2 separate regions of the Homo sapiens genome follow, and region 2 is linked to region 1. A link is an interaction called in ENCODE POLR2A ChIA-PET data of the cell type or tissue named here. Cell type or tissue: Panc1. All regions are shown on one strand. Each heading gives the region's core, and the rest is flanking DNA. Links, peaks and the distances in the headings are about the cores only.

Region 1 (5,824 bases), core at 880-4,879:
AGCCAGTGTCTATGGCCAAGCAGTGCAAGTCACTTGCAGTCCAGCCAAGAGCCTATGGGGCCGTTAACAAGTGCAGGTGTTTTATGTACAAAGGAAGTGGGCTGACCCTTCATTTTTGACCTTCCACTTGACAAATGTTCACTGTCCACCCCAGTAGGTTAAAACCCTAGCTAGGACCCTAAGGAAATCCACCTTGCTCCCTAGGGAGTGTATACCACAGTATAGGTCTGAGGGCTCAGATGAGGGAGCTGTTGTATCCATTTGTCAGGAAAAGGCTGAAAGCTTTCTGGAAGAGGTGGCAAGGACTTCCACGCAGAGGTGGAGGGGGATTGGAGGTACTGACCTCCATAGGCCACAGTTTGGGAGCTGAGACCACAGGAACACAGATTTGCAGGATCGAGGACTAAGAGGGCTGGCCAATCCAGCTCTTAGCCTGCCAGGTACAGTTCCTGCACTTCAAGCTAGAGTCCACCTTTGGAAGGGTAGCCTTTGGGCCTAGCACAAAGTGAAGCAAGGTCCACCTCGCTTCTGCCAACCAGCCCAGGAGGAACCAACTCCTGTTGGGGAAACCAGGCAGATGCCCACTCGCTCCCTGGTTTGTAGCATTTAAGACCCTCTCTCACCCCAGATCCTTCCACTCTGACCTTGCTTATTTTCCCCACATGAATATTTCAAGCACCTGCTTTCCCTACATGAACGTGTTGATCACCTTTGTGTGTCAGAAAATTACCATTATCTGCCGCTCCCAGTTTCAGTCTGGTCAGTCTTTGCAGGAGATACCTCTTAAGCCCTCTGCATGTGCCTGAGTAATTTATCCCCTGTAAGGCCGAGAGTGTCCTACAACTGCCCCAAAGCGCCACTCGAGTGTGGAAGCCGGGCGACTCCTGCCTGCCCACCGCAGATGGGGAACACTGAGCAATCGCCTGGCGTGGTGGTTGTGATGGGAAAGTTTTACTTGTCCAGGACCAGCGACTGGGCCTGTCCCCTGGTGTTTGCTCCGAGCTGACTCTTGCTTGGTACACACTTCTCCCCACCTCCACCGCCAGCGCCAACGAATGTGGGGACAGTTCGTCTGGCGCCCGCGGTCGCATCCCCATCGGGCAGTTCCGTACCCCTCCTCCGGGCTTCCAAGCCGCTCGCCCCGGCTGCGGGAGACCCCGGCGAATCACATCCGAGAGGGGGGCGCGTGGGGCGGAGCCTTCCTCCCACTGTCCTCCCGCCACCAGCCGCCCCTGTCGCCGAGCCCGCAGTCGCCAGCGCGCCCCGAGCCCCTCCAGGCCAGAGGCTCCCGCAGGCGATGGCGGACAAGAGGGCGGGGACCCCAGAAGCCGCGGCGCGCCCGCCGCCCGGCCTTGCCCGGGAGGGGGACGCGCGCACGGTCCCCGCGGCCCGGGCCCGAGAAGCTGGGGGGCGCGGGTCCCTCCACCCCGCAGCGGGCCCCGGGACCGCCTTCCCTTCCCCTGGGCGCGGGGAAGCGGCCTCCACGGCGACTACTCCGAGCCTGGAAAATGGCCGGGTCCGGGACGAAGCCCCAGAAACCTGTGGTGCAGAGGGGCTAGGGACTCGGGCAGGAGCCAGCGAGAAGGCCGAGGACGCGAACAAGGAGGAGGGCGCCATCTTCAAGAAGGAGCCAGCGGAGGAGGTGGAGAAGCAGCAGGAGGGGGAGGAGAAGCAGGAGGTGGCAGCGGAGGCCCAGGAGGGCCCGCGGCTCCTGAACCTTGGTGCCCTAATTGTGGACCCACTGGAGGCCATCCAGTGGGAGGCGGAGGCCGTGAGCGCCCAGGCCGACAGGGCCTACCTCCCGCTCGAGCGCAGGTTTGGGCGGATGCACAGGTTGTACCTCGCCCGTAGGAGCTTCATCATCCAGAATATTCCGGGCTTCTGGGTCACCGCCTTCCTGAACCACCCGCAGCTCTCAGCCATGATCAGCCCTCGAGATGAAGACATGCTCTGCTACCTGATGAATTTGGAGGTGAGGGAGCTCAGGCACTCTAGGACAGGTTGCAAATTCAAGTTCCGCTTTTGGAGCAACCCCTACTTCCAGAACAAGGTGATAGTGAAGGAGTATGAATGCAGAGCCTCAGGCCGAGTGGTGTCTATTGCGACTCGCATCCGATGGCACTGGGGCCAGGAACCCCCGGCCCTCGTACACAGGAACCGGGACACTGTCCGAAGCTTCTTCAGCTGGTTTTCACAGCACAGCCTCCCAGAGGCCGACAGGGTTGCCCAGATTATTAAAGATGACCTGTGGCCCAACCCCCTGCAGTACTACCTGCTGGGGGATAGGCCCTGCAGAGCCAGGGGAGGCCTCGCAAGGTGGCCCACGGAGACCCCTTCTAGGCCCTACGGGTTCCAGTCTGGCTAAGTGCTGCCTTGGGATGTGCGGCCTACATAAGCTTCCTCATGCCTCCTACGGGTGGCGGATCTGGGCTCAGGCCCATGGTGGGCGCTCTGTTGTCTGCTGTCTGCTGTCTGCTGTCTGCTGTCTGTTCTGTGCACTCCCGCTCTGCGTGGTTCGGTGGACTCAGCTCTCAAATTGTGGCCCTCGTGGCCAGTCTCTACTGTTTCCATATGGCCTCTTGCTGTTCTGTGTTAACATCACGTGGCTGTCACATGCCGCTGCGTCTACACTAAGCACCCAGTGCTGTGGATGTGCACTGCCATAATCTTTACGGCATGGACCTGTGACCGTGGCCATCCCAGCCATTTTTGACAAGGGTACCCACAAGTCACTACTTGGAGGACAGTGCCTCTTTGAGGCCTATGCTTCAAGACTCCAGCCTGCCGGCCTTCGCATGCTTGCTGGTCGTGCTCACAGTAGCTCTCTACACCCTGGCTGTGGCAAACTGAGTCTCATCACCCAAGATGAAGTGGCTTCATTTGGTGCCGGGTGCCACCCAGGCTTGGACATTCCATGGCCTCAAGACCACAGGCTACCACCAAGTGGACTCTTGGGTATCTGGCAGGATGAGCACACAGCTGGCTGCTGGGCATGGGTGAGGTCAAGGGCATGAAGCAGTGGACAGCACATTCTTTGTGATCATACTGCTCCTCCTGCCCCACGGTGGCCTGACATCACAGCCTGCTGCTAGCTTATGAGGGTCTGTGCCGTGCCCCACCAATGCCTAGCCATCTCCTTTCCCATGAGTTTTGCCCAGACCACCATCAGCCCTGTTGCCCGCCCCCAGGTCTACAGGAACCTCCATAGCCGCTTGTGGACCCAGGTGGGCCACCTGCCAATGCACAGGAGAGCCCCTAATCCCCAGGAACTCTGCCAAACTGGCCTATCTGGGCATGTGAGTGAGGCAGGGGCAAGGATGGGATCCCCTCCTGAGCCCCAGTTACTGGACCCCACAGAATCCAGGTGCTCTGCCAGCCCCCCTGCCTCTACCTGTTAGGCTGCCAAGCTGTGGGTGCTGGGGAGGGGGTCTTCCTGGTCCTGGGGCCTGTCTATCCATACCCAGATCTCACACCATTTTTTTCTTTAAATGATGGCTTAGAAACAAAAAATAACAACTGAAGAAAAAGATTTTTTCTTAAACTCAACAAGAAAGACTTTCGTGTTCAGTTTGCCTCTCTTCGTCTCCAGAGAGGGAGGGTTTGCCCTGTAGACTGCCAGCATTCTCTCTTCCCCTATACCTTACCCTCTTTAGCAAGGCCTAGAATCTTCCAAAGGGGACAGTCCAAGGCTGCTGAACAGAGAGACCAGGAAGTCCCCAGAGCGGGGATAGTTAATATTCCATTTTATGCTGTGTTCTTTTAGACTAACCCCAACTCTTTCTTACCCTTCCACCAAGTCCGAACCCCTCTAGGTATAAGAGCTGAGCTGCCCACCCCCTCCTCCCCCTGCTTGCAGAGCTGTCTGTCTCCATTTCATTTTAGGGGAAGGGGTGGTAGTGGCCATACCCAGGCCCCTTCCCATGGAAGGCCTTATCTTCTGTTCCCTAGGACCTGGGGAGGCCTTATCACAAAATAATGTGGAGGGTGCTTTTGGCAGGGAAGTACAAAAGGAACCAGAGCCAGCTGAAAAGGCAGGATGGCTGAGAGATGGTAGAAGGAGGAGAGCCCTTGATTTTGGTTAATACATAGAGACAGGGTCTCACTATGTTGCCCAGGCTGGTCTTGAACTCCTGGGCTCAAGCGATCTGCCCACCTTGGCCTCCCAAAGTGCTAAAATTATAGGTGTGAGCCACTGTGCCCATCTGATTTTTTTTTTTTCTTCAAGACAGGGTCTCACTCTGTTGCCCAGGCTGGAGTGCAGTGATGCATCATAGCCTCAAACTCCTGGGCTCAAGTAATTCTCCCATCTCAGCCTCCCAAGTAGCTGGGACTACAGGTGTATGCCACCATGCCCAGCTTTTTAAAAAACATTTTTGTAGAGACGGGGGTCTCGCTATGTTGCCCAGGATGGTCTTAACTCCTGGGCTCAAGGGATCCTCCCACCTTGGCCTCCCAAAGTGCTGGGATTACAAGTGTGAGCCACCGCGCCCAGCCCTTGCTAACATTTTTGATTCGCCAATATGTTTTGTAAACTAGAAGAATAACAGAACACTGCAACTTTAGAGGTTTTCTCTCTTGGTCCTACCTTGTGTATGTAGAAAGTTAATGTAAGCTTTTCTTCTGCTGCTTTTAAGTAAGACCCTATGCATCCCCTCCTGTGTTTCAGCCCACTGGGGCATTATGCTGTAAAGGCTTGCTTGTTGCTTTTAGTTGAGAACTTTTGCAAGATTGTCAGTGTACATTTTTTATGCCACTTGGAAACTTATGTGACTATTCACAATTGTTATCAGGTTGTTGGGGCCTTTACCATAATCTTGTACTTAGAAGCAGAGTTCTGGTTTTGTTGGACTTCAGACTGGAAGCTGTGCCTGTGTTCTGCAAGGATAACCTCCAGAAAGAATTCTGTGACCCTGATGGTCTTGATGATTTTGTGCCAGGTTGTAATTGACATCACTGTAACTGACAATGCTTCTTTTAAGCAGAGAAATATTCCTGAGGTGGCTTTGTCCAGTCACAAGGGGATCTGTGACACTTTTGTTTTCTATACGCATGATAAAAAATAAAAAATTGCCTGTCTGGGGAAAAAATAACTTAGATCATGTCACTTCCCCATCCAAAACCCTACACTGGTTAAAAATATGTATCTATAGGCCGGGCATGGTGGCTCACGCCTGTAATCCCAGCACTTTGGGAGGCTGAGGCGGGTGGATCACGAGGTCAGGATTTCGAGACCAGCCAGTAGGATTTCACCAGTAGTGAAACCCCATCCCTACTAAAAATACAAAAATGTGCTGGATATGGTGGCGGGTGCCTGTAGTCCCAGCTACTCAGGAGGCTGAGGCAGGAGAATCGCTTGAACCTGGGAGGCGGAGGTTGCAGTAAGCTGAGACCATGCCATTCGCCATTGCGCTCCAGCCTGGGTGACAGAGTAAGACTCCGTCTCAAAAAAAAAATTTATATATATATATATATAAAATTCCTTATTGCAGGCGACAAAGCCCTGCATTTGCTGGTCCCTCCCAACATCTCCCATCCACTTCTGCTTTGCTCTCTCTGTGCCCCCAACACTGGCCTCTCTCCTGTTCTTTAAACACACTAAGCATGTTCCAGCCTCAGGATTTTAGCACTTGCTTTTTTCCCTCTCCTAGCTAGGATTTTCCTCCTGCAGATATTCTCATCTCATGGCTCCCTCAATTCATTCAGTCCTCAAACGCCACTTCAGAGGCCTTCCCTGCCCAGCCTGTCCAAAATTAGCCTCTACCCCTCCCTTCATGATTTTTTCCATGTCACTTGTAACTCTCTGAAATGATTTTTTTTTTTCGTT
Region 2 (5,824 bases), core at 909-4,908, 110 kb before region 1:
TTTTTTTGAGACGGAGTTTTACTCTTGTCCAGGCTGGAGTGCAACGACATGATCTTGGCTCACTGCAACCTCCGCCTCCCAGGTTCAAGCGATTCTCCCCGCTTAGCCTCCCAAGTAGCTGGGATTGCAGGGATGCGCCACCTTGCCCAGCTAATTTTGTATTTTTTTAAGTAGAGATGGGGTTTCTCCATGTTGGTCAGGCTGGTCTCAAACTCTTGACCTCAGGTGATCTGCCCGCCTCAGCCTCCCAAAGTGCTGGGATTATAGGCGTGAGCCACAGCACCCGGCCTAACAATTTCATATTAAAAAAAAAAATCCACTTCTCTGGAAACATGGGAATATCTGACAGCCCTTGACCTGAACCCCAAGTGGCAGCAATAGGAATCTTCCCCAACCCCACTATCTCCTGTTTCATATCTAGCATGCTTTGCTCATTTATACTTCCTGGCTGGCTCTTGTAGACATCTCTGTCTATGACCAAATTCATATATGTATGATTTGATTAAGAAAGGCCCGACATACTAGCCCATCTTTTTAAATGCCATTTGCCGAGGCTCTGTAATGACATGGAAAATGCTTATCATAAATGAAAAAGCAGTTTACAAAATTGAATCACTGCATGCAATCACAATTATATAAAAATAAAGACACACGTAAAAACATCAATAGTGGTCAACCTTGGGTAATAGTATAGGTGATTTCCCCTGCTCTTTCAACATTTCTGTATTTTCCAAATTCTCTTTAATGAGTATGTGGTATCTCCAAATGGGAAAAAATAGAGGTCTGGCAATTCCCCAGGAACAACCCTGCAAGGAGGTGCAACCTGTGGGCACACAGAGTGCATACTAACGCACCTCAAATCAATGCATTCCAAAGCAATGTCCTCTAAGATCAGATCACGCAACCACCTGCCAACTGCCTGGCCCAGGGTTCAAATACTCAGAGTATCTGAAATGCAGCCCAAGCCAAAGATCACATGAGCCATCAGAAAAGCACTGCAACACTCGAGCAAGAAGTAAAAGCGACTCCCTGCTAAGCAGCCTAAACCAATTCCCTGGACAGGCTTCTCTCGGGGGAAGCAGCTGTTTTTACTCTGTATCCACCTCATCACCATCAACACTACTCCTTTTTACAATTATTTCTAATTGTTTTTGAAGTATCAGGACTCCGTGTTTGCAATCCCTGAACCACACCATGAAAGCAAGTCCAATTCTAGGTCTCTGGTTCCTATGATGGCCAGTTTCACAAAGGGAGTTACACACTTTTTAAAACAAGATTATCCATCTTGGGTTGAAAAATAACACCACTGTCCTGCAGAACTTTTAAAAAGACGTTTTATACATATTGAGAAAATGGTTCTACATTTGCTTATATGTGCATAAAATATATCTGAAAGAATTCACAAGAACCATGTAACAATTGCCAGATAACAACACTGGCTTTCCCTAAAAGAGCTAGGTGGATGAGGGCCAAAAGTAGAAGAGAAACTTTTCATTATATACCCTTTTTTTTTTCTTCAGACCGAGTTTCACTCTGTCACCCAGGCTGGAGTGCTGTGGTGCAATCTTGGCTCACTGCAACCTCTGCCTCCCATTCAAGCGATTCTTGTGCCTCAGCCTCCCGAGTAGCTGGGATGGCAGGCACCCACCATCACACCGAGCTAATTTTTGTATTTTTAGTAGAGAAAGGGTTTCGCCATGGCCAGGCTGTTCTTGAACTCCCGGCCTCAGGTGATCTGCCCACCTCAGCCTCCCAAAGTGTGTTTACCCTTTAATATCTCTTGAGTTTTGAATCATGTAAATATATTACTTAGTCAAAAAATAAAATAAAATCAAGGGGAAAGAGAGATGGAAAGGCTTTGTGAAATTAAACAAATATACAGGGGTTACTCATTTTTCCCATTTTATCTATCCATTTGTGCTGACCACCATGAATATAAGATAATAAAAATGGGCCGGGTGTGGTGGCTCACACCTGTAATCTCAGCACTTTGGGAGGCCGAGGCGGGTGGATCACAAGGTCAAGAGATCGAGACCATCCTGGCCAACACGGTGAAACCCCGTCTCTACTACAAGTACAAAACTTAGCCGGGCGTGGTGGCAGGCAGTTGTAGTCTCAGCTACTTGGGAGGCTGAGACAGAAGAATCACTCAAACCCGGGAGGCAGAGGTTGCAGTGAGCTGAGATCATGCCACTGCACTCCAGCCCAGGCGACAGTGCAAGATTCTGTCTCAATTTAAAAAAAAAAAAAAAAAAAAAAAGATAATAAAAATGTTTTAATTGATAAATGAGGGGACCTACTAGGAGACCTAAATTCGGGACCTACTTATCCTAAATTTATGATGAAGCTTCGTAAAACAGTTTCTATTAGGTCCACAGCACTAGAATTTTTAACTTTCTAAGGTAAATGTAGCAAGTCATGCAGTGACGGCTCTAAAAAGCATTTAGAGCATAGACGTCAAATAAGAAAGTAATGAAATATATTCTGTTGTTATTACAGGCATTATTTGTAAACATAAGGTCAGCCAGGCGTGGTGGCTCACACCTGTAATCCCAGCACTTCGGGAGGCTGAGGCGGGTGGATCACGATCTCAGGAGATCGAGACCATCCTGGCTAACACGGTGAAACCCCGTCTCTACTAAAAATACAAAAAAATTAGCTGGGCATGATGGCGGGCACCTGTAGTCCCAGCTATTCAGGAGGCTGAGGCAGGAGAATGGTGTGAACCCGGGAGGCGGAGCTTGCAGTGAGCTGAGATCGCACCACTGCACTCCAGCCTGGGCGACAGAGCGAGATTCTGTCACAAAAGAAAAAAAAAAGGGGGCGGGGGGCGTCACCTTTTTTGTAAGCCAAACAGTTGCGTGAACTGTCTAAAAAGTTTCAAAATGTCCCTTACAGAAAGAACATATAAGAGCCACAGCATCTCAAATTGGCACAACATACTTGAGGGCAGTCAGGCAATCAGTACCAAAACTCTAAATGTGAATACTCCCTTGAAACAGCAATTCCATTTCTTGGAATTATTTTAAGGACATAATTGAGTAACTAAATACATGTGCAACAATGTAATACACAATTTGTGTTTGTCACATCACCACCTCTAAGCACTTAAATGCTCATCAATAAGGGAGTGGTTAGATTATGGCACATCTCTACAATGGGAAACTATGAAGTCATTAAAAATGGCAACAAACCTCTAGGTATTTAGATATGGGCAATATTCAAGACATATTGCTGAGTGAAGAAAAAGGCTACTAAACAGAATTACTATGATACAGTTAATGTTTATGTGTACAGGCACATGTGCAGATGCAGATTTGGGGAACACAGAGTAAAGACATTGTTAAAAGCATGAGCTGAGGTGTTCAGCAGGTCTGGCTTTGAATTTCTGCTCTGCCATTTACTAGCTATAAAATCTCAAGAAACTAAGTCACAGTTTCTTCTTCCACCAAGTATGGTTAATAGCAATATCTCCCTTAAAGAACTGTTCTGAGGATTAAATAAACTAATGAATGTTAAATGCTTAGCTTTTAACATTGAAAAGTACTAATAAATACTCATGAAATGCAGGTAATATTGACCTCTAGGGTGGTGCGCCTGCAGGCTATTTTTTTGCTTTCTTTGTATTTTTTGATGGGTGCATGTATTTTGATTTTTATAATTAAGGTGGGGGAAGCAATAAAGCAATGTTTTCTTTGGAGAAAAGTCCAGAACTTTGATTTCAGCTTAAATGTCTGAAGAAGACACGCTAGTTCTCCGGAAAGAAACCTAAAAACGTCACAGTCAAGTAACAAGGACAATAAATGCCTGCCCTGAATTCAAACTGGCGCCATGTACTCTCTGTCATTTGATGACACAAAGAGGCAAACAAAGCATTTATTTAGGCAGGGAAAGAAGAAAAGAAACTCTTTTTGGCATTCAATTGTAAAACATAAAATACATTCAAAAATATATTCAAGTCTGTTGGACAACACCTACTATTCAGAATCAATGCAGTTCTTGGGTTTTATTGTATTCAATAGTCACAACTCACAGTATACCAAGAGCTTAATGTGAGTCCTCTTTTAATCCTCAAAATCACCTTGGGAGGAAGGCAGGCATTAGCCTCATTTAAAGAATAAGGATCAGAGACTCAGGGAAATTAATTTGCCCAAGGTTACACGACAATTAAGTGGAAGAGTCAGGATTCAAAACCAGATTTGTCTTATTTTAAAACCCATATATAAACCCATATATTTTTAAAACACCTGATATATACGCATATATACATGTGTATGTCTATGCAAAGATTAACGCAATTCAAGCTGTACAGAGTGTACAGTGAACATGTAAATCTTCCTAACATATCTGCATTGCTCCTTCATCTTCATCTTTTGCTTTTAAACCTTTTTAACTCAAGTAGCAGTATACTATATACCACTGTACTTCTTCCTATATAAATCTTGGAGAACTCCTTCTCCCCGCCCCCCAACTCATTTTGTGTTGTTTTCTTTGTTTGTTTTTTTGAGACAGACTCTTGCTCTGCACTCCAGGCTGGAGTGCAGTGGCATGATGTTGGCTCGCCATAGCCTCAACCTCCTGGGCTCAGGTAGTCTTCCCACCTCAACCTCCTCAGTAGCTGGGACTACAGGTACATGCCACCAAACCTAATTTTGTTTTTATTTTTTGTAGAGACAAATGTCTCACTATGTTGCCCAGGCTGGTCCCCAGGCTGGTCTCAAACTCCTGGCTCAAGTGATCCTTCCGTCTCTCAGCCTCCCAAAGTATGGGATTACAGGCATCAGACACCATGCTTAGCTGCTTCTTTTTCCTTTCTTTTCTGTCTTACTTCCTTTCATTCATTCATTCATTCACTCATTTATTTTGAGACAGAGTCTCAGTTGCCCAGGCTGGAGTGCAGTGGCACAATCACAGCTCACTGCAACGTCAACCTCCTGGGGTCAAGCAATCTTCCCACCTCAGACTCCCAAGTACCTGGGACTATAAGCACACCCCACCACATCCAACTAATTTTTTATTTTTTGTAGAGACGGGGTTTTGCCATGTTGGCCAGGCTGGTCTTGAACTCCTGACCTCAGGTGTTCCGCCTGCCTTGGCCTCCCAAAGTGCTGGGATTACAGTCATGAGCCACTGCGCCCAGCCAAAAAATGTCTTTGATCAGTCAGTCCCTTATTGAGGGACCTTCTGATGGTCTCTGGTCATTTGCTACTGCAAACAGTACTGCAGTGGCTATACTGAACATATATACCTTTAGGGTAAGTGGGAGTAGTTGGTAGGATCCACTCCCAGAGGTAGGACTGTTGTACACATTCTATTGTTTTTTAAGAGTCAAGGTCTTCACATTCTGTTGTTTTTCAAGAGCCAAGGTCTTGCTCTGTTGCCCAGGCTGGAGTGCAGTGGCAGAATCTCAGCTTACTGCAGCCTCGAACTCCTCGCTCAAGCAATCGTCCCACCTCAGCCTCCAGAGTAGCTGGGACTACAGGCGTGCGCCACTGGACCCGACTTTTCTTTTTTTTTTTTTTTTTTTTTTTCTATTTTTAGTAGAGACGAGGTTTCACCGTGTTGGCCAGGCTGGTCTCAAACACCTGACCTCAAGTGATCCACCCACCTCAGCCTCCCAAAGTGCTAGGATTACAGGCATGAGCCACCATGCCTGGACTAATTTTTAAAATTGTTTGTAGAAGTTGGGGGGGGTCTTGCTTTGTTGCACAGGCTGGTCTCAAACTCTTGGCTTCATGTGATTCTCCCACTTAGGCCTCCCAAACTGCTGGTATTACAGGTCCATCATGTAATACCAGCCACCATGGTGAGCCACTACGTCCAG

What was found. ChIA-PET counts read pairs that join two places held together with the same protein. Peaks named below come from ENCODE experiments on the same cell type or tissue, not always from the same donor. Only the 100,000 strongest peaks of a DNase experiment are listed, where the experiment ranks them.
Region 2: POLR2A ChIA-PET joins it to region 1 with 7 read pairs; 5 of 35 experiments call an interaction of 5 or more read pairs at or near these places.

What each region holds. Positions count from the first base shown.
Region 1 is chr20:32,185,743-32,191,566 of GRCh38, reverse strand. It overlaps the pseudogene TSPY26P. Among named protein-coding and RNA genes, the nearest start is that of PLAGL2, 19 kb to the left of the region's middle. RefSeq lists silencers at 48-245, 1,120-1,399 and an enhancer at 2,498-3,313. In Panc1, for the core only: no CTCF peak of the experiment used is centred there; no DNase peak of the experiment used is centred there; H3K4me3 peaks cover 1,073 bases; H3K27ac peaks cover 902 bases.
Region 2 is chr20:32,292,291-32,298,114 of GRCh38, reverse strand. All of the region lies in intron 1 of KIF3B (kinesin family member 3B), which reads right to left. Among named protein-coding and RNA genes, the nearest start is that of KIF3B, 18 kb to the right of the region's middle. In Panc1, for the core only: no CTCF peak of the experiment used is centred there; no DNase peak of the experiment used is centred there.